3 separate regions of the Homo sapiens genome follow, and all the other regions are linked to region 2. A link is a loop called in an ENCODE intact Hi-C map of the cell type or tissue named here. Cell type or tissue: heart left ventricle. All regions are shown on one strand. Region 1 holds the start of LOC124902121 (a long non-coding RNA gene). Region 2 has its middle 100 kb from the start of TRH-GTG1-6. Region 3 has its middle 41 kb from the start of TRH-GTG1-6.

Evidence for each region. Hi-C counts contacts between places; a loop is a spot of excess contacts. Peaks named below come from ENCODE experiments on the same cell type or tissue, not always from the same donor. Only the 100,000 strongest peaks of a DNase experiment are listed, where the experiment ranks them.
Region 1: it touches region 2 in a loop (1.9-fold over the local background); 7 of 110 quality-filtered maps call a loop at or near these places.
Region 3: it touches region 2 in a loop (2.5-fold over the local background); 8 of 110 quality-filtered maps call a loop at or near these places.

What each region holds. Positions count from the first base shown.
Region 1 is chr9:14,480,015-14,488,014 of GRCh38, forward strand. LOC124902121 (a long non-coding RNA gene) reads right to left here and starts at 2,048. Exons shown (of 2, transcript XR_007061420.1): 1 at 1,922-2,048; 2 at 720-931. It also overlaps a transcript of NFIB not described here. In heart left ventricle, no CTCF peak of the experiment used is centred here; no DNase peak of the experiment used is centred here.
Region 2 is chr9:14,530,498-14,538,497 of GRCh38, forward strand. It overlaps a transcript of NFIB not described here. Among named protein-coding and RNA genes, the nearest start is that of TRH-GTG1-6, 100 kb to the left of the region's middle. In heart left ventricle, no CTCF peak of the experiment used is centred here; no DNase peak of the experiment used is centred here; H3K4me3 peaks cover 977 bases; H3K27ac peaks cover 1,631 bases.
Region 3 is chr9:14,470,976-14,478,975 of GRCh38, forward strand. It overlaps a transcript of NFIB not described here. Among named protein-coding and RNA genes, the nearest start is that of TRH-GTG1-6, 41 kb to the left of the region's middle. In heart left ventricle, no CTCF peak of the experiment used is centred here; no DNase peak of the experiment used is centred here.

The sequences.
Region 1 (8,000 bases), 50 kb before region 2:
AAGAGACAGAAAGGTTTTTTTTTGTTTTGTTTTGTTTTTTGTTTTTTTTAATTGCAGAGATAATCAAAGGTGTAGGGAGGGAACTAACTTCCTTGGAGCATATTTTATAAGTCAGGCCCTCTTCAATTTTTCAGATATGGGGTCTTTATTTCATCTCCCCATAATTTGAGATGTAGAAATTATTGCCCAGATTTTTTGGGAAAATGAGAGTTTCAGTACCTTGACCAGGTCATAGGGCAATTACCTTGCCCAGAATTTGAATCTAACACTTCTTGACTCCTAGGCCTGAGCTTTTTAGCTGTACCATGCTGCTTCTTGACCCAGTCAAAAGCTCAAAGCAAGCATAAGATTTGCCAATGACATCAGACCCACATATTCAGACTCCCCTCAAGAGACTCTATGTGAAAGAACTTGAGAGATTTCCTTGATGCTAATCTCAAAAGTTAAGTGAAGTGCCCCTGACTGAGAAGGACAGTCCATTATGTGTCTAGTGTTTATACACTCATCATAGCCTTCCTGGGTCTATTTGTATTTTCATCCCAAAACCTTGTCTTGGGTTAATGAGCCCCACAAGTTCTCTAGCCAAACGTTTATTGGCTTCCAGCTTAACATAAGCTTGTACCTAATCAATGTAGCCGTTGAAACAAGTTCCACGCTGGCAAATTCCCAAAGCAAAAGGAGGTAAATGAGAACAACATGAATGAGACAAACAAGGGAGCCACCATGGAGGAACAGTTTAATCAACACTTAGAGAAACATGGCTGCCTCCTGCTGAGATGGAAATAAATCTGTTTTGTAGACATCCTGGTGCCTTTAACCATATCCTCTTCCTGTAGTATGAAGCCTTTCAGCTTTTGCATCACTCCTGCTGGAAATCACTTCATAACAAAAGAAGTTGAAAAATTTCAGATCCAGGCTTTAAAATTAAGTTCTAAAAAATAAAAACAGTAGCAGACACAGTTGGTGCCTTACCTATAACACCTTGGACATTTACTGTGAACCCCATGACTCACTGCCTGAGGATTTTGCCAGACTGGGGAGCATGACAGACCAGTGTGCAAAGCAAGTAGGAAGCGCTAGGCTGTAAACTCCCCCAGAAGTTGCTCTCATCCAATGGCTGGGTTCATGGATAACTAATTTGATGGACAAAGAGTCAAAAACTGAGTGTGTGTGTGTGTGTGTGTATATATATATATATATATATATATATATATATATGTAGCTTAGCATCCCAGCTTCATGGTTGGGGTAACTCAAGGTGTGTTTTGCTCTGTCCTCCAGAGTTCTTGAGCTCCATGTGCCTAGAGCAGCAACTGGTTTAATAAGGCTTCCTTTGTTGGCCTCCTTCCCTTCCCTGTCTCACTTCCCCATTTCCCTCCTGCTGTTTCCTGGGATTATCTCCCAAAAAAACCTCTTGCATTAAAATCTTTGTCTCTGAGTCTCCTTCAAGAGGAACCCAAAACAAGACAAGGGTGACTCACACTCTCTCGATGAAAATTGAAATGATCATTAAGAAAATAAGCTTTCGGCCTTTCTCTTTAGTCCTATTGACTTTGGATTTCTCTCATCCCTTTAGAACTTCTCCTCCGTCGACTGATTTCCCAAGGTCCCAAAATTTGCCTGACCACCTGCAAACTAAGTGTTTCCCCATCTCCATGGCCACTCCTGGTTCCATTCACTAGTTCTCTCCGGATATTACTACCTGGAAAGTTAAACCTGCTAACATATAGAATGTTAGAACTGGGCAGGAAGGAACCTGAGACCTGTAAGGCCTTGTGATCTGTCAAAGAGACTCACCCAAGGTAGAAATCATGCTTTTTGGTCCCCAACACCAGGTGCTATGCAGGTTCTTTCCTCTCTTTCCCCAGTTCTGACACAGTCTCTCCCCTCACTCCATTCCCTGCATTGGCACCATTTTTACCTTTGGTCCTCTCCCAGTTATTGGCCGGACTAAATGACCTCTGAAGCCCTTGAAAGTTATTTACCTTCAGTGACTCTTACCCTCATCTTCTAACTAAGGGTTGGAATGTTGGAATACTGAGACGATGCCCCACCCCCCCACCCCAAATGACCACCACCAGACCTTCCTGAAATGCCATGTTCTAGGAGATCACTTCTTTCTCCCAAAAACAAGGTTTTGGTCACTGAGCTAACAAATTAGTTTTCTTAGTTCACGAATCCCATCTCTGTTAAACTTCTTTGTCTATATCAAAAGTAGCTCCTCCATTTTTCTCCTCTCAAACAAATCCCTGCCAGATACAGTGCCCTGACCAAGGGCATAGTTAGCCATAAAATCATCATGCATCTGTCCTAAACCCATTCTAATGGCCCTGGGGCAGGAGGGGATATCGTGTTATGTCCCCTCCTCCTCAGCCATGCATCCCGCTCTCTGGAGTACTGCCAGCTCCCTTCACCAGTCCCCATTTGCAGAACCCCTCACCCCCTCACCATGTTCTTAGGAAGATGAATCAGGAGTGAACAGTTTAGACATTATTTAAGTTCTCTTTTGATCACATAGAACGTAAGTAAAGAATTCTTGGGACAAGTGATACACTGCATTCCTCAAGTATGTCTATCTGTGCAAAGCACCGAAGGGGCTGCATTGTTTACCTTAACAGTTACAGCCCCTGCTAATGATTACAAGGATGCTGTTTATATCAATATTTAAATATGCCATTTCTCCCAAATGAACCACAACAGCCTCATTTAATGTTATTTTATTAGGATGAGCAGATATTTGGGCAATGTTAAACCTGTATGCCACTTGCTATACAAACCTCTCTAATAATGCCTCAGTTTAGCATCTAAATACATATTTAAACAGTTTAAAAACACATTGACTACATAATTTGTATTTGTAACTGCTCAAAATAAAGGACTTTTTATTGAGTGTGCCAAATAATGTGAATTTGGATGCCTTCTGAAAGGATGCATTATTCATGTGGAAGAGAAACAAAATCAATAAATGAAAATTCGAATAAAAATAAAACCCATTATGTTGCTGCACCCAGACAATGATCGTCTTGTGCATTATTTACTCAAGGAAAAGACACAGGAAAATGGCCCTTCTGGAAGTGGGCTATGAAGTGAATCATAACCTCCTGCTTAGGCTGTTCGAAAAGAAACAGAACTGTATGTTTCTAACAGAAAGAATTGTTATGTTTCTAAAAGAAAGACTCAATTTCTTTTAGTTTGTGACTAAAATTATTTAAAAATTTAACAGCAAAATACATTTGGGAAATTGGTAAGATGTGAAAATGATTACATTCTATTGTTACCACATCACATATTTCATTGCTACCGGGATATATAGAATACATTAAAGTTCAGAACGGGATTCTGTGGAAAAGCATATCTTTGCATACACAGAATACTGGATATGTGTGTTTATGCTTGGTGAGGAGGACAAAAACAAAGCTTATTAACTCTGGCACATTTCAGGACGCTTCCCTAATTTTCACGGAGGCATCAATATTGGTCAAGAAGTCAGGCTTTGGGGTCAGACATCCTGAGTTAAATCTTGCCTCTTACACTACTAGTTCTGTGATTTTCATTATTTAACCTCTCTGAGCTTTGGTAAATGTGAGTTTGACGAGAGTACCTGCCTGCCAGGGATTAAAGGAAATTCTTAGCGCAGTACCCGGCACATGGAAGTTACCCAGTGAGTGTTAGCAATAAGAATCTCTAAGAGTAGCACTATCTTTCCTTACAGACATTTGATTGTCAAAGCACATGGCTATGGTTCCTCAACAATAATGCACAGGTGCACTTTGATTCTTTGCTGAAGAATATTATTTGAGACTCTGCTGCCTATTTTTTATCAAATGTTACAAGAAATAAACTTTAATGTTTCTTCACGGAACACTTGCCTGAAAACACATTTTATTCTTGGCACAAGGCAGATCATCAGGAAGCTACAACTGATGAACTTAAGGAAGTGATGTTACAAAATTTAATTTTGTTGAATTATATTTCACACCAACAGTTTATATTGAAGTGTGAAAAGAAAACAGCTCTAGGGAATTAAATAGTTTGTTGATCACAGGGATGTCTTGAGGATGTTACCTACTTTATTACCTAGTTACTCCTTTTGGAAGATCCTCCAGTGACTAAACTTAGGAAAATACTATATTTATTAATTCACTTAAAAAATGTAACTTACTCAGTTTTTGCTGAGCACTGTTCTGGGGCACTAGACATAGAATAGTGAACTAAACAGACAAAATCCCTGCCCTGAGTAGCAGCATTCATCTTCTAGCTTCTTGGCAACTGGTTTACTTTTATCTTACAGATACTGCAAATGTTATAACTGAATAGATTTAACTCTTTGCTTTGGATTCTAGCAGGTTGAGAGCCAAATGGTACAGATTCTTATGGCATATATCCTTGTATGCTAACTTCACTTGTGGATTTATCTTGCCCTTATACCCAATCTTCTCATCTACTTCTTTATTACTCTGCTGCAAAATATGTGTTTTTATAAGTAACCAGAACATTTTTTAGGAGAAACAAAATTAAGAATTTATAAATGCATCAGAGAAATAAATAAATATAGCAATACAAACATAGGTATGTGTGAATTCAGGTAACTATAAATTACAGCTACTACCATCCTGGATGGCCATTTGCTTTGCATCATGTTTCACCTCCAGCCTCAGAACAATGACTCCTGAAAGTTCATTAATGTAATAGATAATTATTGACCATCTGCAATACGCCAGACTCCATTCAGATTAGAGGATTAATGGTTAATGAGACAGATTAAGTCTTGGGGAGCCTGTATCTGTATGGAGGCTGTATTAGACAGCTCAAGCTGCTATAACAAAATACCATAGACTGGGGGGCTGAAACAACAGAAATATATTTTTTTCAAAGTTCTAGAGCCTGGCAGTCCAAATCAGGGTGACAGCTTGGTCAGGTTCTGGTGAGGGCTCTTTCCCTGACTCACAGACAGCCACCTTCTTGCTGTGTTGTCACATGACAGAGAGAGAGAGAAAGAGAGAGAGAGAGATTGATTGATTCCTTCCTCTTATAAAACCATAGTTCTTTTGGATTAGAGTCATGCCCTTAGGATCTTATTTAACCTTAATTACCTCCCAAGTAGGTATTTGACCCTATCCCCAGATACAGTCACACTGGGGATTAGAGCTTCAACAAATGAATTTGGAGGGGACAAAATTCAGTCCATAACAGAAACCTCATGACATCTTGTCCAATAGTCAAAGAGCTCTAGGGAAGGGATATTACAAATTTATTCCATAGGTAGTTCTTGGGTTGAAAGCCCCTCATTTATATTTAATCTAAACCCCAAATTGCAGATAAAGGTCAATTTACCTGATTTTGTCCTCCAGCAAGATTCAACTTTTAAAATCATGTTTATTTTTGTCATGAGATGAAGGAATGCAGCTCATATAAGAAGGTGTATCAGTCTTCACTGATTGAACTATACAATACACCACAAAGAATGGTATTAGTAGTTGTGTTGGCATCTACTTATTCAATAAACATTATGAGTCTACTAAATTCCAGACACTGCTAGGATCTGGGATGTAGTGATGACTAATACAACACAGTCCCTGCCTGGGCACGGTGGCTCAAGCCTGTAATCCCAGCACTTTGAGAGGCCAATGTAGGTCGATCATCTGAGGTCAGGAGTTCGAGACCAGCTTGGCTAACATGCTGAAACCCCATCTCTACTAAAAATACAAAAGTTAGTCGGGTGTTGTGGTGGGCGCCTGTAGTCCCAGCTACTCAGGAGGCTGAGGCAGGAGAATCACTCAAACCCGGGAAGCAGAGGTTGCAGTGAGCTGAGATCATGCCACTGCACTCCAGCCTGGGTGACAGAGTGAGACTCTGTCTCAAAAACAAAACACAAAAAAACAAAAAACAACCCCCCCCACAACACACACACAGTCCCTGTCCTTACAATGGAAATGGGACATATAGACAAATAAACAGATACATATAAAATAGTGCTATAAGTAGAGGAAGGAAAACAATAGAGTCTTACGGACACACACAGAACACACACTGACATGGACCTCGGGTGTCAATAAAGGCTTTCCAAATGCAGTCATGTCTAAATTGATATCTTCAAGATAAGTAAAAGTTCTCTTGGTCAAGCGTGTATGTGAACAGGGACAGAGTGGGGAATGTGACCTAGAAATAAGAAGAATATTGAAAGAAGGCTTGGAGATTAGAGAGGACATAGCTCCTTATGAAAACCAAATGTCCGGAGAGTGAGGAGACAGAAGATTCTAGGGCAGAACCCTCAAGAGTAGCCATCTTTTGAAACATTAGGAGGAAGAGACTAGATAGTCCATGTCATCAACGGAGACAAGGCCAGGAGGCAGGAGAAAGCCCAGGAGGATTCGTTGTCAAGGAAATCAAGGCAAGAGACTATTCTAGAAGGGGAGAATGGTGATCTGGATTAAAAACTGCTAAAAGGTGAAGTAAGGAGGAAAATATGCCTAGGGACTGAGCAAAATGCAAACGGAAGTACCTGACAAACTTGGTGCAATCAGTTTTAATGACTGGTAGGGGGAAGAGCTGTTGTTACACCTATTCTCATTTATCTTGCTGGCCCTGATGAGAAGGAATTTGGTTGGATAGCAGGCCTTCCCCAGGTGATGCCTTCCATGTTCAAAACAATAGCAGGTGTGTAGTATGTATGCATGTAAATACACACACACACACACACATACACACACAGAGAGTTAAGTGTGTATAAGACAGACCACAAAATATTAACTGGGGTATATAGCATGGTGGGGTATAACTGGATGGTGGGACAATAGGAAATTTGTCCTTACTTTATTACCCTTTTCTATATTTTATTGTTTTCTACATTGAACATCTATTATTTTAAAATTATAAAAATGATAAAACTAATTTTAGAAATGGACTTACATAGGGGATGAAGGCAGATATCCCAATCTGGATTGATTTACCTATGAACTAAAACATGGTGTATTTTAATTTTTGTGTCAGGTTATCCAAATGCTTTTTTCTTTTCTTTTTTTCACTCTCTAACCATCAACATTTTACATGTCTGGATACCAAGCAAGGCTTTGTCTGGATAAAAACAAACTGGTTTTATGAGCCTGAAAGACGTCTTCCAATTTTGGGTAATTACATTGAAAATTTGCCCTGGATTCAGACAAGGTTTGAGCGCACACGAAAACCATCCTTACCTTTGCCTTTCTTCCCTTCATGCAGAGCCATAGATTTAAGAAATAAATGGTTACGGTAACATTTATATTGCTGCCTTTCACTCAAAATTGGCAAAAGAGCAGAAAAAACAAAATAATCAGTTTGCATCCTGGTTACCCTTTTACAATTAATTTAGGGAAAGCATGTAACTGGCAGAGAGAAACACTTTTCAGATCTCATGGAACGAAATTGTCCATTAGAATTTAAGGTCTTTTGGGAAGCAAACTAGTAGCACACTCAAGCTTGTGGAGCACAGGCAGTTAGGCCCCTGCCGACTTAAATGGCCATAGTGTGGGATGCCCAGGGTCTTCCCTGACCCCACCCCCAAATTCCTAAGCAAATTCTCAAAGAGAGATGATAACTGGGTGATTTCAACTGAAAACAGAAAAATCAAAGAACTTGAGTCCCTTGCTCAAATCCATCAGGGATGTGATTAAAAAGGAAACTAGATTTCTTCCTTCCTTCTTTCTACACCCCACATACCTCCCACAGCTAACGCAGCAGCCAGCACCATGGCTTTCCAAGCTAATCATTAGTTCTTGCAAACCTTCAGACAAAAATATCTTCCTTTTGAATTTTCATTCACAGACAACCTCCTCAGCTATGTCAGTACATGCTCCAGACAGACGACGAAGGATTTCAGTCAGGGGCATGGGCAGGCACAGGAGGGCAGGGTTAGTGGAGACTCAGGTCCTGTGAAATGGGTTAGGTCAGAAGCCTCTGGTTCTGAGGCCAGAGGAAGTCTAAAGAACATGACACAGGCCTGCCTTTGGGGCTTTTAGATTTCC
Region 2 (8,000 bases):
AGCGGCAGAAAAGTTCTCCTGCAGGTTTACACATCTCACATTAACGAGAAAGGGTGCAGAGAAGGACTCAGCTTCCAGGGAAGCTTCCCTGAACGTTGAGCTTTCACGAGACGCCTAGGATCAACAGCATAACATCCACCTTTCAGGAAATTCAAACACATTCATAAGAAACCCTCTTGCCTGGCAATGCCAGAAGCCAGGACTAATCAGACCAGGCTTCCTTCTGTCCGGGCACAGTGGATGAGCTGACCACCAGGGCTGGCCATACCCCTCCCCACCTAGAATAAAGTGCCCATTGTCTTCCACTGTACTAATTGTGAGAAAAACGGCCCTTGTAGTAAGCACAATAATTATCGAAGCAAACGAGTAAAAGCAATCAAGACAGAAAAGGAAAGGGGCAAAAAGAAGAAAAAAAAAGAAGAAAAAGAAAATGAGAAAAGAAAGTAAATGTTCAGATGAATGAACCCAATGACGAATTTAATAGTCATATGAAATGCTTGCCTGTGGAAAGGGTTCCCCATTCTTGTCACGACTATTGCATACAAGAGACCATTGTCCACACAACAGAAATCAGTATGTTGAAATTTATCATGTAGCACTTTTTGGATGTGAAAGGTTTTCTTTCCCCAAACTACTACCTCTCATCCCAGCACTCTGATTACAGAAAGTTACAACTTCTCTCTTCCCAATATTATGTTAAAAGTTGAGTCACAGGATTCACCAATATCCCTCCCTGAATTTCTATGCTCCTTTCCTTCTTCCCCACATTTGCAGCTGGACAAATATAAGAGGGGAAAAACAGCAACAACAAACCCACACACATTTGCCTGAGCAAAGAAAAATAATGAACTGAATATGCATATCCTCATTAACTAAATTTAATTACGCTGAGTGGCATAGTAATCAGTGGTTGCTCCAGTTACAGTATTCATTGAAAGGGAGGTGGATTCCAAATTAAGGCAAAGCGTGGGGGACAGTCGCATACTGATGAGGGAGCCGCACACAACATGATACAATACACTATCTAAATCATTATTCAGAGGAGCTGCAGAAAGAAGTACATTACTCTGTTTTAAGACCAATGCAAGAACAATTAGCCAAGAAGGCTCCAATCCCCTACTGACTGCCCCACCTCCATCTATTTCACAGCAGCCGGCCTGGGACCGACTGTACCATTTGCATTTTTCTTTAAAAAAAAAAAAAAAGGGAACAAAAACTCATGCTGCCTTTTTAAAAAGAAGGCCTATGCCCCCGGCCACAATAGCAGGGAAATCCTATCTAGCACACTGGTGTGCAGAGGCACCCCAGGGTCCCAAAACTTGAGCTTGAACTTTCCACAGGCAGCGAACTTTATAACACGTGCATGGAACAATAGAGGAGGAGCTCGAAAGGAAGAAGGGAGGGAAGTTTTGGGGGTGGGTGAAAAAAATGTTATTACGCCAAACTTACCATCCACCAGGTCCTGGCTGACATGTCATAACATAGCTGCCATTTTATGGAGCTGTCCGACGTTTTCCCAGCCATTATGCTGTCAGCAACCTTCATCAGATGCAGCTCAATGGAAGATAAGACACCTAATCAAGAAAACATCAGCGGTGGCTTGCTGGACTACATGTAGGCCAATCCTTATCACACTGCATCATGGGAGAAAGCTCCTTTATTAGCAGGAGGAACTGCAACCTCACAGATAGAAAGACAAGGATCAGTTCTTTTGCCTTTTTTTTTTTTTTTTTTTGGTCTGAAGGGATTGGTGAAAGTAGCTAGCGTTCTTTGTGTATCATGTGTACAAGAGTTAAGTATCTTGCAAGTGGGCGGCTAACTGCTTTGCTGGGCGATGCAGACTAAAGTTTATTTGCATTCTTCTCTGTTGTATATTGTTTGACATGGTCCATGGTCCTTGCTGAGCAGATGAAGGGAGGGGAGGGGGGTGGGAGGGAATGAGGAGAGAGGGAGCTGTAATTGCTCAGAATTCATATCTCCCCAACAAAGACATAACAGTTTCATTGACACAGTCGGAACATGGTTCAGATGTCACTGCACACACGGGCGTGCGGGTGTGTGTGAGAACACTCACACGCGCACACACACACAGTGGAACACACAGGTAGCAGCTGCAGCTGGATTCAGCTGAGGTTGCCAAAGGCTACAAACTCCATTCTCATGCTGGACATATGGAAGCAGTTTAACTCTTTGAAATCACTGTTAAAGAAGAGTCCTGCAGTCTGGAAGGATAAATCAGCCTTGAGAACAGTTTCTCAACCAGGAGGCAATGGGCCTGGTGCTTCCTTCCTTCTGAAGATGGCCTAGAAACATTATTTCCTTCATCTAGAGAAGAGCTGGTCAAAAATGAGGAGGGAGGAGTAGGGTGTGCCCAGAATCTATCTGACTCTGGACATGCTCCCTCACTTAGTCATTCTGTCATACTCTCGGGAAAAAAATTCTTTATCCCCTAAGCACTGATCATTTCTGTTTCTTCCTGGACTTTGAACTAGTCCTTCCAATAAGCACACACACAAGTCAGGAACTAACATTTACTAATAAAACAACTTGCTCTGAACAGCCTTTTTTTTTTCTTCTGAAGAGTAAAAACCTGAATACTGCAGGGAGAATCTTAAAGAATCCTGCCACTATAATAAGAAATCCAGACGAGGACAAGTATATTTATTCCTGCTTTTTTCTTTTGCTAAAATACAAAAAGGCAAACACATCTCTACAAATGGTGCTGTTGATTATTGGAGCCCCTATTGTACACCACGAAATCCAGGCAACCTTTTTTCATTGACACGTAGTCATTCTGCCTTCCGTATGCCCTGCTAATATTTTCTGAATGACTTTCAGGCTTAGAATTTACATTTTCCGCAGACAATTTAAAAGGACAAACTCTTATTTGATTCAGTCAAAATGAAGGGAAAAAATTGCTTTATTACCGGAGTTTTCTCTGTGTGTGAGGCAGAAGAGGCAACTTGTTTCAGCCTGTGAACTTCAAAGAAGAAAAGCAACCGCTGCCGAAGGGCTCTGTCCTTTGGGTATTTTTATATTCACCTGGGGAAACATGTCAGCCACAGTCTCAGACAGGACAGGCGCTTAAGGTAGCCTGACTCTGGGCTGGCGGCAAAAGAACCTGCCCTTCACCGACCAGCTTATCCCCTCATGGCTGGCGATTCTTCTGTTTCTCCCTCCTCCGGTTTTTTTTTTTTCTTTTCTTTTTTTAATTCCCAGGCAGGAGGGGGTTTGAGGGGACTGAAATGCCCCACCCAGGTCTCTGCCTTTGAAGTACCCCATGCTCTGGGTTCCTCCTTTTTTCTCTCTCTCCCTACTCCATTCTTCACCTTATTTGTATTTTTTTCCCCCTGAGCAATGATTGGGTAGCGAGCCTGTTAATGTTGATCGTATTTTCCTGTTTTAATTTTCTCAGATGGCAGCAATGATGCTGAATGCCTACTATGTGCCAAGCATCACAGTAAACACTGGGGCTGTGAAGGGCAATGAGATACAGTCTGTGTCTCATCAATCTCACAACTACGTTCACCCAATGTCGTCACAGGCAGGAGGAAGTCCAGTTGCTGTGACAGCAGCCAGGGAAAGAGATGGGGCCAGAGACCTCCTCGGGCTGCTCAAGGCCAGCAACTCCCCAGGCACTTCCAGAGCTGCCTTTGGGGCAGCTCTCTGGCCTGGCGGCGAGGGCAGCGTGGCTACACACTTCCTCCTCTCCCTGCAATCAGCGCCTGCCTCAGCCTGGCTCCCTCAGGTGCTCTAGGTGGAAGGAGGATTCCCACCTGCCATTCCCTCCAGCACCGCCTTCCAAGAGCTCTCAGGAAGCAGAGGTCAACTTTGGGGTGCTGGCCTGAAAGCGCCCGCCCACCAAGGCTTTACAGATCCCCTGGGCATCCTCTCATCATCGAGGCACTCTGTGCAGCCCATACACACGCGGACCTGCTGGGAGGCTCGTTATCACTGTCACTGTGGGGACCCCTCCTTTTGATGAGTTGATTACACAAGCAGGAAATGCCGAAAGATGATAAGGGAAGCAGGGGAAGGAGCGGCCAGGAGAGAGAGGCTGCAGCATTTATGGAGAAAACTGGGATCCGCAAGGAACAAAGAGACGGGGACAGAAATGACAAACCTGTGCCCTTCCCCTTCTGTGAGGCTGGGGAACGCCAGAGGACAGCTGACCGGGGGTCACCGGCAGAGCTAAACAGGAAACAAATCCCGAACTGGGGCTAGCATTCCCAAAAGGCATGTCCAGGGGCTGAGCACTCCTCCGTCGGGGGCCTGCGGGGCGTCTTTCACTGAGAGTGAAACTTATAAGCATGCCGGTGTAGCCCATAACCTGGGGAGATCAGGCCAACGGGGCTCTCAGGTGGACGCCAGTTGTGACTGGCTTCATTGACTGAACTCATCTCACCTGATACCGTTCTAAAGGCTAACTGGATGTTTAAAAACACGAAGTAACTTCAAAAGCACTACTGAGGGCTTCATGTACACTTTGGGGGGTGATTACATCTTGCCTTGCTTAAATCCCTAAAATACCCCAAATCTCAGCTCTTCCTCTCCAATTCCTTTTTCCACAGCGTCTGCGCCTGCCTACAGTTCCACTTCCCCCACTTCTGCAGCCTCCCCTCCTACCCTTTAGCCATGGCTGCCTCTAACAGCCTTTTCCAACTTGCACACCTCACTAGCTAGAACAAATGTTTGGGAAAAGCCAGGTCTGTAGCCCAAAGCAATCACCAACTGTTGCTCAGGCATGCCCTGGCAGTGCTTTAATTTCCGTCACCACTGGCAAATAAACTAGTGATCTGCCTAGAGCTGAGCCTGAGGACAGTAACCTTCGCAGAGAGGCTACAATGCGTCTCTCACTGCCTTCAACTATTCACAGTCACCGCCTCTTCAACAAGCAAGATGGACTGTGGCCAACGGGCACTGTCCGAGAAGCCAGGGTCCAAATCACAGCGTTGTTCCCTACTAGTTGTGTGACCTCTGGGCAGGACTCTTAACTTCTGTGCCCATAAATAGCCCCAAATCGCATTGCTAATAACTAAGAGAGAATGAGAGAGAAAGCAGACAGGGGGAAAGAAGTCTCACTTCACCACGTAGAGGAGAAGGGGAGATATAAATATAATCAGAGAGGAAAACAGATATAGAGACCGAGAGAGAAAAATAGAGAGGAAAAGCAGAGTGAGGAAGTGAAAATGAAGCCATTCAGATGTCCTCACAGTCTGCTCTCTTTGCCTCTGCCCAGGGCTCTAGCTGGCTTCTCATCCATCCCCTGCACCTCCCCAGGCTCTGGGGCTGGCTTAACTCCCTTCCAGCTCCGTGGATAGGAGTGATCAGTGCTCAGGGATCTTGACCCATGGAGCCAACAGGTTTAGAGGCGATTTGGGGAATCATTTTATTAAGCTATTTTGTGATTTATTTTATTTTTAGCTTTTTAGCTCTGTCAATTCCAGTCTAATCCTGTACTGAGTCTAGGAGCCCTGTGCTCACAAACATAGTAATAGGTCATAGTACAGCACATAGAGAAACGAGCTCCCGTTTGGGAACTAGTCCTGAGTTCTGGTCTGCCACTTGCTAGCTGGGGGAGCATGCACAGGTTACTTAAACTTTGTAAACTTCAGATTCTTTACCTATAAAAGGGGGCTGAGAATAGTATCCCTCACAGGGTCGTCGTGAGGATGAAATAAGGTCATGCATGAATGTGTTTGGAGCCTTGATGGTGGCGATGGTTTCATGGGTGTATACTTACTCCCAAACTCATCAAGATGTATACATTAAACATGGATAGCTATTTATATAGCAATCATATCTTCATAAAGTACTTTGAAAATTACGCAAAGCTCCATTCCTAGCTGTAGCTAATGATTAGAATCAGTATAAATTTTAGCACTGGTATTACCTCCTCCAACTCCATTTTTAAAGTGAGAGAACTGAGATTTACCAGAACTCACACAGATAATCAGCAGAAGAGTTAAAATTAAGCCTTTGCTCCTTTGCCACTTCATATAGTGCTGCTTCTTTCTCCATACCATCAGGAAGAAAGATGAGATTAAGACTTGGGTTGAGGGTGGGGGTGTTTTCTTTTTAATGCGCTAGAGACCACAGGGAGGATGAACTGAGTTAGCAAAGCTGAGAACAGAGCAGTCTGGTGCGAAAGCTTAGGAAAAACAGATGAAGACTTTCTTTCCCTAAGCCACAGGCGCCATGAAGGCAGGGACAAGAAGGGCTGAGTTTGCTCATCATTCACGCCCAGAGGCTGGCGCACAAACACTCGAACATCTGTCGAGTGAATGAATGACCTCAGACCGTAGGGGTGGCCATAAAGAGTCATTAGAGTACAGAAGAGCGGGCCTTGGGTGTGCAGGCTGATGGAGAGAGGAGTCTGCAATGACTTCTGGGTTTCAGGCTCAGAGGTCCTGGTGGAGCCAAAATGCAAAGTGTGGGAGAAGGCAACTCCAGCTAACAGTAACAAGTGAATATTGCCCATTAAGAGCCTGTTTGGAGTAGTCAGACATGTTATCCAATCATTTCCCTGGACCTGGCAGAAACAGAGCGTCAGTCAGGGGAATTTAGGTGAGCCTTCGACTGGGCCCATGGTCAGCATGAGGGTAGCAGAGAACGTGTAGCAAGCCAGGTGATGAGACAGAGACATCTTCAATCCCTCTCATTCTCCTCCGAGGGAAGAAGTCGAGCTTTCCATTCTTTCTGAGGTTCAGGGAGGGACCTGTGGCCATTCTAACAGCTATTTCTCCTCAGCCTCTAGCACTGTTGTCATACTCTGCAATCTCCCTCCAGCCAGTGTCCTGAGGGGTCTGGATTTTGCAGAGAAGAGATGGATCCAACATTAAGACTACAAGGGCCTCATCTCTAGTACCTGAGCCCATCAAAATAGCCAGTAGCAATCCCCAGGGCCCCACCTTCACTTTCTGCCCTTGGTGATGCTGTCTGGAGGAGGCCTGGAGCGAGTCGGCCTCTCTTTTAAAAATAAGTCAGCACTGAGCAGATCCCATGCCACGGACAGTGCTTACCCACTAGGGAGGACTGGCTTCCCACCCACCTGCATGGTGGGTTCCGGTAGTCCTTCCCACTGCCTCCCTCGAGATCTCATTGCAACTGATCTCTATCATCCCTAAGGACTCCCGGAGGAAGGCCCTGAGTCTCATTCAGCATGCTGGATAAAAGGCCATTTTTGAGACAAGTAGCAGAATTTTTACCTTCCTAAACAAGAAGATTAAGCACTTAAGGGAATGGAAACAACTGATTATTAAAGTGGGAGACATACCGGTGATGATAAGATCCACCTCCAGCTTCTCCTGGAGAAGGTGTTTGTTTACAGACAAGGATAATTTGATTAAAACCACGAACAGAGTCTGAGAGTCTGAGCTTCCCTTAGAAAAGGTATTTTTTTTTTTTTCTTTTGAGAAGTCAGTCTGGAATTGCAGTGTGCTCATTCTTATACTAACTTTTCTTTCCAAAAAAATGCCATGTTTCCTAAAAATAAGGGTTTGAAACATTTTCTCTCTTATTATGTTGCTGTTTACAAGAATATACGGCAGCTATGGCTACCGACACAGAAATATTTTTTACTTTGATTCTGGGTAAGGAAAAGAAGTTTGCTGGACAGCATGATCCTGTTTTTGATAAATAACACAACCATATCCATATACTCATTTGTGCATAGGAAAAATATTAGAAAAATGTTGACTCAATTACTGAGGAGGAACATGCGCTTTTGTATACATTTGTACTCTTTGAAATTCCATAATGTTCATGTATCGCATTTGTAAATAAAAACAAAAAGTAAGATGAAAGGTGCGTGGCACCTCCCTGTACCTTTTTTTTTTCTTTGCAACTTCCTTTGAATCTACAAATGATTTCAAAATACAAAGTTGAAAAAAAAAAAGTAAATCAATACACTTTTCCATCTCAATGTTTGAATATCTGAACACTAAAGCCGGTGATAGGCAGACTCTAGAGGACTGCCTAGTGCTACAAGCAGTCCCAGT
Region 3 (8,000 bases), 60 kb before region 2:
CCTTGGACCTGAAATGGTTAGATAATTGAACTTGATGCATAGTTTAAAGCATTAATGATCTGAAAAATTCCATATGTATTGATATTCTTGGAGACAATTATCTCTACAGTAAGCATATGTTGAATTAGCATAAGGTTACTATTAAAAAATACTGTGGAAATGAAATATAAACTTCTATAATCGTAGGAAGCAACAATCTCAAAATCACTGATCCAGTCTTTCACTTAAACAGGATTGATGACTAAAGCTCCAACTTCCTTCCTCACATCACTGATGTTACGCATGTAGGACATGAAGTCTGGATGAAAGGTGAATGGCTTCTAAATGGATTTGCCTCCCCCCTGAGGTCAGGCACCGGCTGGTCTTTAATCACTGTTGTCCTGTGCCTGAGCTTATTTATAAATAAGCTGCAGAGTCAAATGTGTACCACATGTGGAATGCCCCCCAGAAGCGTTGCCATCATATGGGCCAAATATTGATTTTATAGGAATAAGAATGTGCAGTAAGCAACACGTGGAAAAGAAAGACTACATTTGTTTCCCAATAACCAAGTTAGTAGAAGACTGCAAAGCTTCTAAAATCATAGCCACTATTTAGGAAGAATTGATCTTTGGATGGTGGATACCTTAGCCAGACCTTATCTACATAGTTCCCTTTACCAGTGGGGAGTAGAATTTAAGGTTTTTCTGGTTCCACTTTTTGCCACGTAAGTCACCATCTATTCTCTGTTTTTCCCTGTCACAGGGCCTTGGAACTCATCCGGGAAGTTTAGTCCATCACTTTACCAAGCTAATTTGCGACAATCAGTCTTAGGGTGGCCCTACAGAAACCACAGTTATTTCCAGTCTGAGCTGTTTCCCAGTTGGGACAAACAGGAATAATTGCCCCTGAAGAGGCCTCTGAAGTGATTGATCCACCTGTGTTAGGCAGGCATATAGTCCAGGTCTTACTGCTTCTAGCTACTTGGCACCCCTCCATTCTCTGCCTCCATCTCCGACCTGCAGGTTATATTTTTCCTTCAATGAGTTCCCTTGCTCTTTAGACTGCCCTTGGCACTCCTGTAATAGGCATTTTCACACATGTAGAAATAGGAAAGATGAGAGATCGCGCAGAACAATTTGTCTTGGTCAATGGATTACCTGTAGATCATCAGGTTGACTGAAATTTTGAGGTCTATGTTGTGTCCCTTGCAATATAATTTTAACACAGTATCTTTCTGATGATATGGTCATTTAAGTGAGCACTAGCAATGCACATGTTGCTGTGTGTGCTGAAATACTCCCAGACTAGGTCCAAGTTATGGACGAAAGTGTATTGTTCTCAACGACCTCTAGCCTGGTGCTACTCCAAGTGGTGATCCATAGACCAGTGTCCATCTACAAAATTTTTATTCCAGATCCACTTTGGAACAAGAACAGAAATTAAGAGCAAGAGTTTAGGAACATTAAGGCAATTGTACAGTGATTTTATGTCTGTTGAATCTAGTAATTAAAATGTGTAAAACAAAATAAAATGTGTAGCTTGTATTCTGTAAAGCTTTATTTTAAATTTCATTTTTCTAGTAATTCGTTTTTATTACAATTTATAAAAGGATTGGTCTCACGCCTGTAATCCCAGCACTTTGGGAGGCTGAGGGCAGGTGGATCACGAGGTTAGGAGACTGAAACCATCCTGGCTAACACGGTGAAACCCCATCTCTACTAAAAATACAAAAAATTAGCCGGGCGTCGTGGCGGGCGCCTGTAGTCCCAGCTACTCGGGAGGCTGAGGCAGGAGAATGGCGTGAACCCAGGAGGTGGAGCTTGCAGTGAGCCGAGATCGAGCCAACGCACTGCAGCCTGGGCGACAGAGCGAGACTCCGTCTCAAAAAAATAAAAATAAAAAAAAAAAGGATTGGTCTGCAACAGATTGAAAATAACAACCAAACCAAAGCTGGTTTTTCACCACAGACACTTTGAGAAGCACTGCTCTAGAATTATTTTAGTTATCATTTCTAGCTTCCACAAACCATATTAAGTGAAGCATCTTAACATCCAGGCTTTAAAAGGGGAATCCGATGTTCAGCATCCCATGATGTAGAATTTTCTTAAACCCCACACCCTACCTAAGGACAGGGGGTTTTATAGTTCTAGAGGTGAAGGAATGGACACTTCTTAGCTCTCAGAGGTCTGACGTGTTGCAGAATCTCCCTCAATATTGAGCTGCAGAAACACTGAAGGACAGGCTATGTTTCAGGAGGAGACCCTGGGATAATCCCATTGTATAGTAAATGTTATACATACAACCTTTTATCAAGGGATACAATTTTTGACCTGGGGTAGAAAATCAATGGTCATTTGACACACGGTGAAGATTCCAAGACTAGAACAAAAAGTATTCTTTTGGATCTTCTTATTGAATTATTTTCAGAGAAGAAAGCCATGAAGAGGTTCCCAGTTCTGTAGAAAAGTCAATTCAAGCTTGTAAAATGTGCTATTTGCAGATGTTGGTACTGTTTATTCACAGATTCAACAGGCCTAAAGGAGCAGGTTTCTCACGAATGGACATTTCATCACTCACCACTGTGTTGCTTCTCAAGCTTCCTCTCCCAACATCACAGCCCTGCAAGACTAGTCTCTTATCGGGCTCCCATTTCAATCAGGCTATACTGCCTCTCTCCAAGTCTGCATCCCACTCTGTGCTGATAATCCAGTTTGAGGACAGTTCCATGTGTATACTACAAGGCATTTGCGACACCTGAACTCCAATAGTATTACACACACACAAATGCACTTGCCTTTAATTGATTTTTAATTTATTTAGGCCCGCATGATTTTTTTATGTCTCCACTTTTGCTGAAAAACTCATAGATTTGTTTTCCAGTTATGCAAAGGGAAGATTTCCAACATACAAATGCATGGCTTATTTTCAGAACCATGACCGTTTTTCACCATCACCTCCTAAGTATTGACTGTGGCACAGGCTTCAGTTCACATAGAAGTCACTGTGCAGAGTCTTCAGGAAGCCGCTGGACATGGTGTGAGGACGGAGATGAACTGCACAACCCTGATATCAACTCCATACTACAAGGATTTTATCAGACATATGCTGAATAAATGTGTTATGTTTTCAAGGAGGATTTTTTCCCTTAACATTTACTGAGCATTTATCATGTTCCTGCCTTACATTGTTCAGGTGGCTTTAATAGAATATCATAAACTGGGTGGCTTATAAATAATAGAAATGTATTTATCATAGTTCTAGAGGCTGGGAAGTCCTAGATCAAAGTGCTGGCACATACACTGTCTGGTGAGGGTCCTCTTCCTGGTTCATGGATGGCTGCCTTCTTGCTGTGTAAGAGTCAAGGAAGTTCTCTGGGGTCCCTTTTATAAGGGCATGAATTCCATTCATGACGGTTTCATCCTCAAAACCTAATCACCCCCCAATGACTCCACCTCCAAACACTATCACATTGGGGATTAGGTTTTAACATACGAATTTTGGAGGAACAAAAATATTCCATCTATAGCATTCGCCCCGTTTTCTCAAAATTTATGTCCTCCCATTTGTTCCATCCTAATAGCATTTAAAGTCAAGCATCAACCTTAAAATCTAAGTCCAAAGTCTCATCTAAATATTGTCTAAATCTGATCTGGGTGGGACCTAAGATATGATTCATTCTGAGGCCAAATTCCCCTCCAGCTATAAACCCGTTAAACAAAACGAGTTATGCACTTTTAAAATACAGTGGGGGACAGGCATAGGATAGACATTCCCATTCCAAAAGGGAGAAATCAAAAGAAAGACAGGACTGACAGTCAAATTCCATTAGACCTTAAGGCTAGAAACTGGGGTGAGGGGCTAACAGTGTAAGTCCCAGTTCAAATCTGATGGCTCAAGAACCAGGAGCACTGATATCTGAGGGCAGGAGGAGATGGATGTCTCAGTTTAAGCAGAGAGGGAATTCACCCTTCACTCTGTCTTTCTATCTGGGCCCTCAATGGATTGTGTGCTGCCCACCCACATCAGTGAGGGTGATCTTCTTTACTCAGTCAACTGAATCAAATGCTAATGTCTTGCAGAAACTCTCTCACAGACACGCCCAGAAGTAATGCCTTACCAGCTATCTGGGTATCACTTAGCTTAGCCAAGTTGACACCTGAAATTAACCACAACAGTGCCCAACAGCTAATTTAATCCTCATAAAATCTTGTGAAGATACTAGTATTACCATCCTAATTTTAAAAATGAATCTGAGGCATAGCGTGCTAAGTGACTTGCCCATGGTCACAGAGCAGGGAGTGGTAGAGCTCAGATTTGCACCTGGGGAGCATGGCTCCAGAGTTTTGCTTCTCAAGTTCCCCTCAAGAAACAAATGCAAAATAGGATAAGAACCTTTCGACCATTAGTGTGATAAAATGAAGAGGCTATGGAGCCTGTGTTTTTAGCCTTAGTAAGTGAGGAGAGCCTTCCATGATGGACGGTACAGTTCAGGAAGTTAAAAACCTGTAGCAGTCAAGTGCCAAAGAAAGCATGAGAAAATGGAAAAAAGGCCAGCGAGTCTTGAATGCCCACTGCTTCCTGTCCTTCATTGCTCTCCTCCTTGACCCCTGCAGCGTCTTGCTGACAGCCCGTATTCCCCACACCCACATTAGCTCCCACTTTTTCCTGCTTTCCCACTCAATGACATGTCCCATCTCCTTGACCTTCCCCAACCCTTCCCAAGGGTATATGTTTCAGGACCTACCAACCCACCTGTCAAATTCACACAAAGCAGGGAGCATCTGAGCTTTCCAAAGACCTCTTCTCATTCTTTTTTGGCAAAATGATACAATTTCTCACAAAATTTATGGTTTTTACCTCACCATCCCCTTTACCATCTCCATGCCTAAATAACATAATTAGCGGGCTCCTTTTCTTCAGCTACAATACCACTGGGGAAAGGAATTCAATTTGGTAGATCTTCCCCCACTTTACTCACACTAACTCCCTGAGTTCCAAAGGACCTGGACCATAAAAAATAAATTTGACAATAAAAAAATTGGACTTAACAAATCCAAACTCAGAAAATACATTCCTGGACTTGTCAGAACAATAAGTCAATGCCACATGTCAATAGGAGGCAAATTTGAAACAGACAGAAAAGTGAAATCAATAGTCTATCTGTGAGAATTCTAACTCTACTCCCTAAACCAAATATTAGAAGTTCAAAAGGAAAAATATTTTTTTTTCTGATTGATTTGCAAATGACAAAGATAAGGTCGATTTCCTAGAGTTTTTCTAAGCTTTTTGTTTTTTTTTTTTTTCACCTGGGAAGATTAAATGGGAAAAACACTCAATTTTAGTTTATCTAAAAAAATGTAAAAACAGCTCAATTTTTAATTTATTTGTGCCTGTCAGATAATGGGGAGTACAGATGATGCCCAACTGAAGCATCTTGACTCACCTTCTCAAACTTGGACAGTGATGTGAGCCAGATCAGTGTTCATGCTCAGGCCTTGATTGACTTGTCAGCCTCTCATGCTTTCCATTAATAAGCTGTATTAATAGAGTATGTGGTAGGATATAAAATCCCCATACACTATTCTGTATAGTCCTTTGGCTACTTTCTAGATGCTTTTTATTGCTTCAGGATTATTTCTCCTTGTAAGATCATCACGCAAAATTCCTGACTTCTTTCTTAATATTAACATTACAAGGGAATTTAGTCATCTGTACAAACATTGAGAAGTTAAGCTTTCAAATAAAAAAACCAACAACCAACCAAAAGACAGCAAGAAAACCCGGTAATCTCTGAGACTAAAACCCTGGGGTGAGATAGGTGCCCACAATCTCTTCAATTGTTGAAAGACCAGGACCATTTCTCAGACTTAAACCTGGAATGTTCTTAGAAGAAATGAAAATGTTTCACATTCAGAATGATAGGAAGAATAAATATTTGTTAAAAATAGCATGTTTCATGGATTATAGCTCATAATGTTTGAGCTGATAAAGACTAAAGCTACTTCTTATTATATAAAGAATTTGAATCTCTTAGTACTTTAAATAAATACCAGAATATATATGATTTCTTTGCTTCTAGGAATACTTGTAATTGTTAAGTGCTCATCTTGAGTTCAATGAAAAGGCAGAGGATGTTTAAAATTTCTTAAAATAATAGCATCTAGCTGCAACCAGTTCCCCATATGACATTCCATTCTGCCTGAGGCAGTGTGTAGGGGATAGCATTCCATAAAGGTGTGGCATTAGGAGAAGTGACTGCTTACCAAGTATGGGACAGCATTTTCTTTCTTTGATTACAAAATAACATATGCCTATGATTAAAAAAAGAAAATAATAAAGTAGTATATATAAAGTGAAAATTAAAAGTCCCCCTCTGAAGTGACGGTAGGTATTCCAAATCTTTTTCTGGGTATATATAAGTGAATGTATATCTAAATAACAAAATGTCACCTATTCAGATTTCTCAATATCAGAACCATCCAAATAATGAGATTGGCCTAAAAGGATTTTTTTGAAATGCTTATCCATTTAAACTATCATGCCGAGTAATAATTGAGGAGTAATTCCTCATGGTATGTGGCATATGGTGGGATGTGCTGGTTGGTTGCCATGGAGATTCATTTGGTGGTATATTGCGAAGTGAGGTTGGTGGCTGTTCTGGTAATGCATGAGTTGGGCTGGTTCAGAGTTATTTCTATGTTGTAAAAGCAATAAAGTTTAAAGTACTGAAATGAAAGTATACAAATACATTACACATCCCATTCTTACTTCATAATCCATATAATGGAAAGTGGAGAACGTATTCAGAAGATGTATAGATTGGATTAAGGTTTTGTTTTGTTGTTATCATTGGGTTCTTTTGTAGGTAGAATATCTAGATTCGTTAATCTAGCCACATTGCAAGCATTTTGGCAAAAAATAGTTCTTCTACTGTATTTGTAATCCTGATGTTGGCTGATGTCTTCCAGACCCATAAGATCTAGATGAACAGCTTGAACCACCCCACCCCCCATTCTATGCCCTGAGGAAATCTAAGGTTCTCCTCAAGATTTCTACATATTTTCAAAGATTTGATGTGCTTCCAAAGCCAAGAAAGGCTCCCTATTCTCTGGCTGCTGTCTCTGTTCTGCATTGTTGACTTATATGGTCAACTTGGCCCCTTCCTGGATTTAGGCATGCACACACACCTACATATTCACACAAAGCATTAGTGACTTTAGTGACGATTTGAGGATTATTGGCCAGACTTCCTACTAGGAAGCACACAGCAAGCTATTTAAAATCACTCATTAACGACTTCACTTCTTAAGTCTTTTCCTCCATCTTGCTTCAGGGAGAGCTACACTTGCTTTTGCCTCAGATGCTGCTAGCCCCTCACCTTCTCTCTCTCTCCTCTCCTTATCTTTTCTGCTGTCATCTCCTTCCTTCAAACATACAGAACAGGTTAGACTTCTTTACTTCCTTCTGCAATAGCTGCATCTCCAAACATATTAAAGTACTGAGTAGAACACCATTTAACAGAGTCTACCCTAAAGAGATCTTGTATAAAAATGGGAAAAATTTATTACATTTATATAGAAATCACTTGGGTATTGTTATATTTTACAAAATGGGACAATATAATACATATTATTACGCAATTTGCTTTTTCAATCTCTCATCAGCATATCATGAATAACATTTCAGGGAACTTAAATCAACCTTACTCTTTTTAATGGCTGAGTATTACTCCATAGTGTATTATATTTAGGAATCCCCTCTATCAGTATATATTTAGCATTTCTCTACAATTTTTCACTCTTATAATGATGTAATGAATATCCTTGCACATGCATATTTTCACATTGCTATGAGTGATTGCTGCAGGAAAAGCCCTAGAAGTGGAATTATGGTCAAGACATAAGCATATTTAAAATTTTGATAGACTCTCTCAAATTGCTCACAAAATAGCATGTGTATTCATTCCCATCACCAGGGTGCACACTCACAAAGGATATTTGTAAAGCCTTTTAGAACAA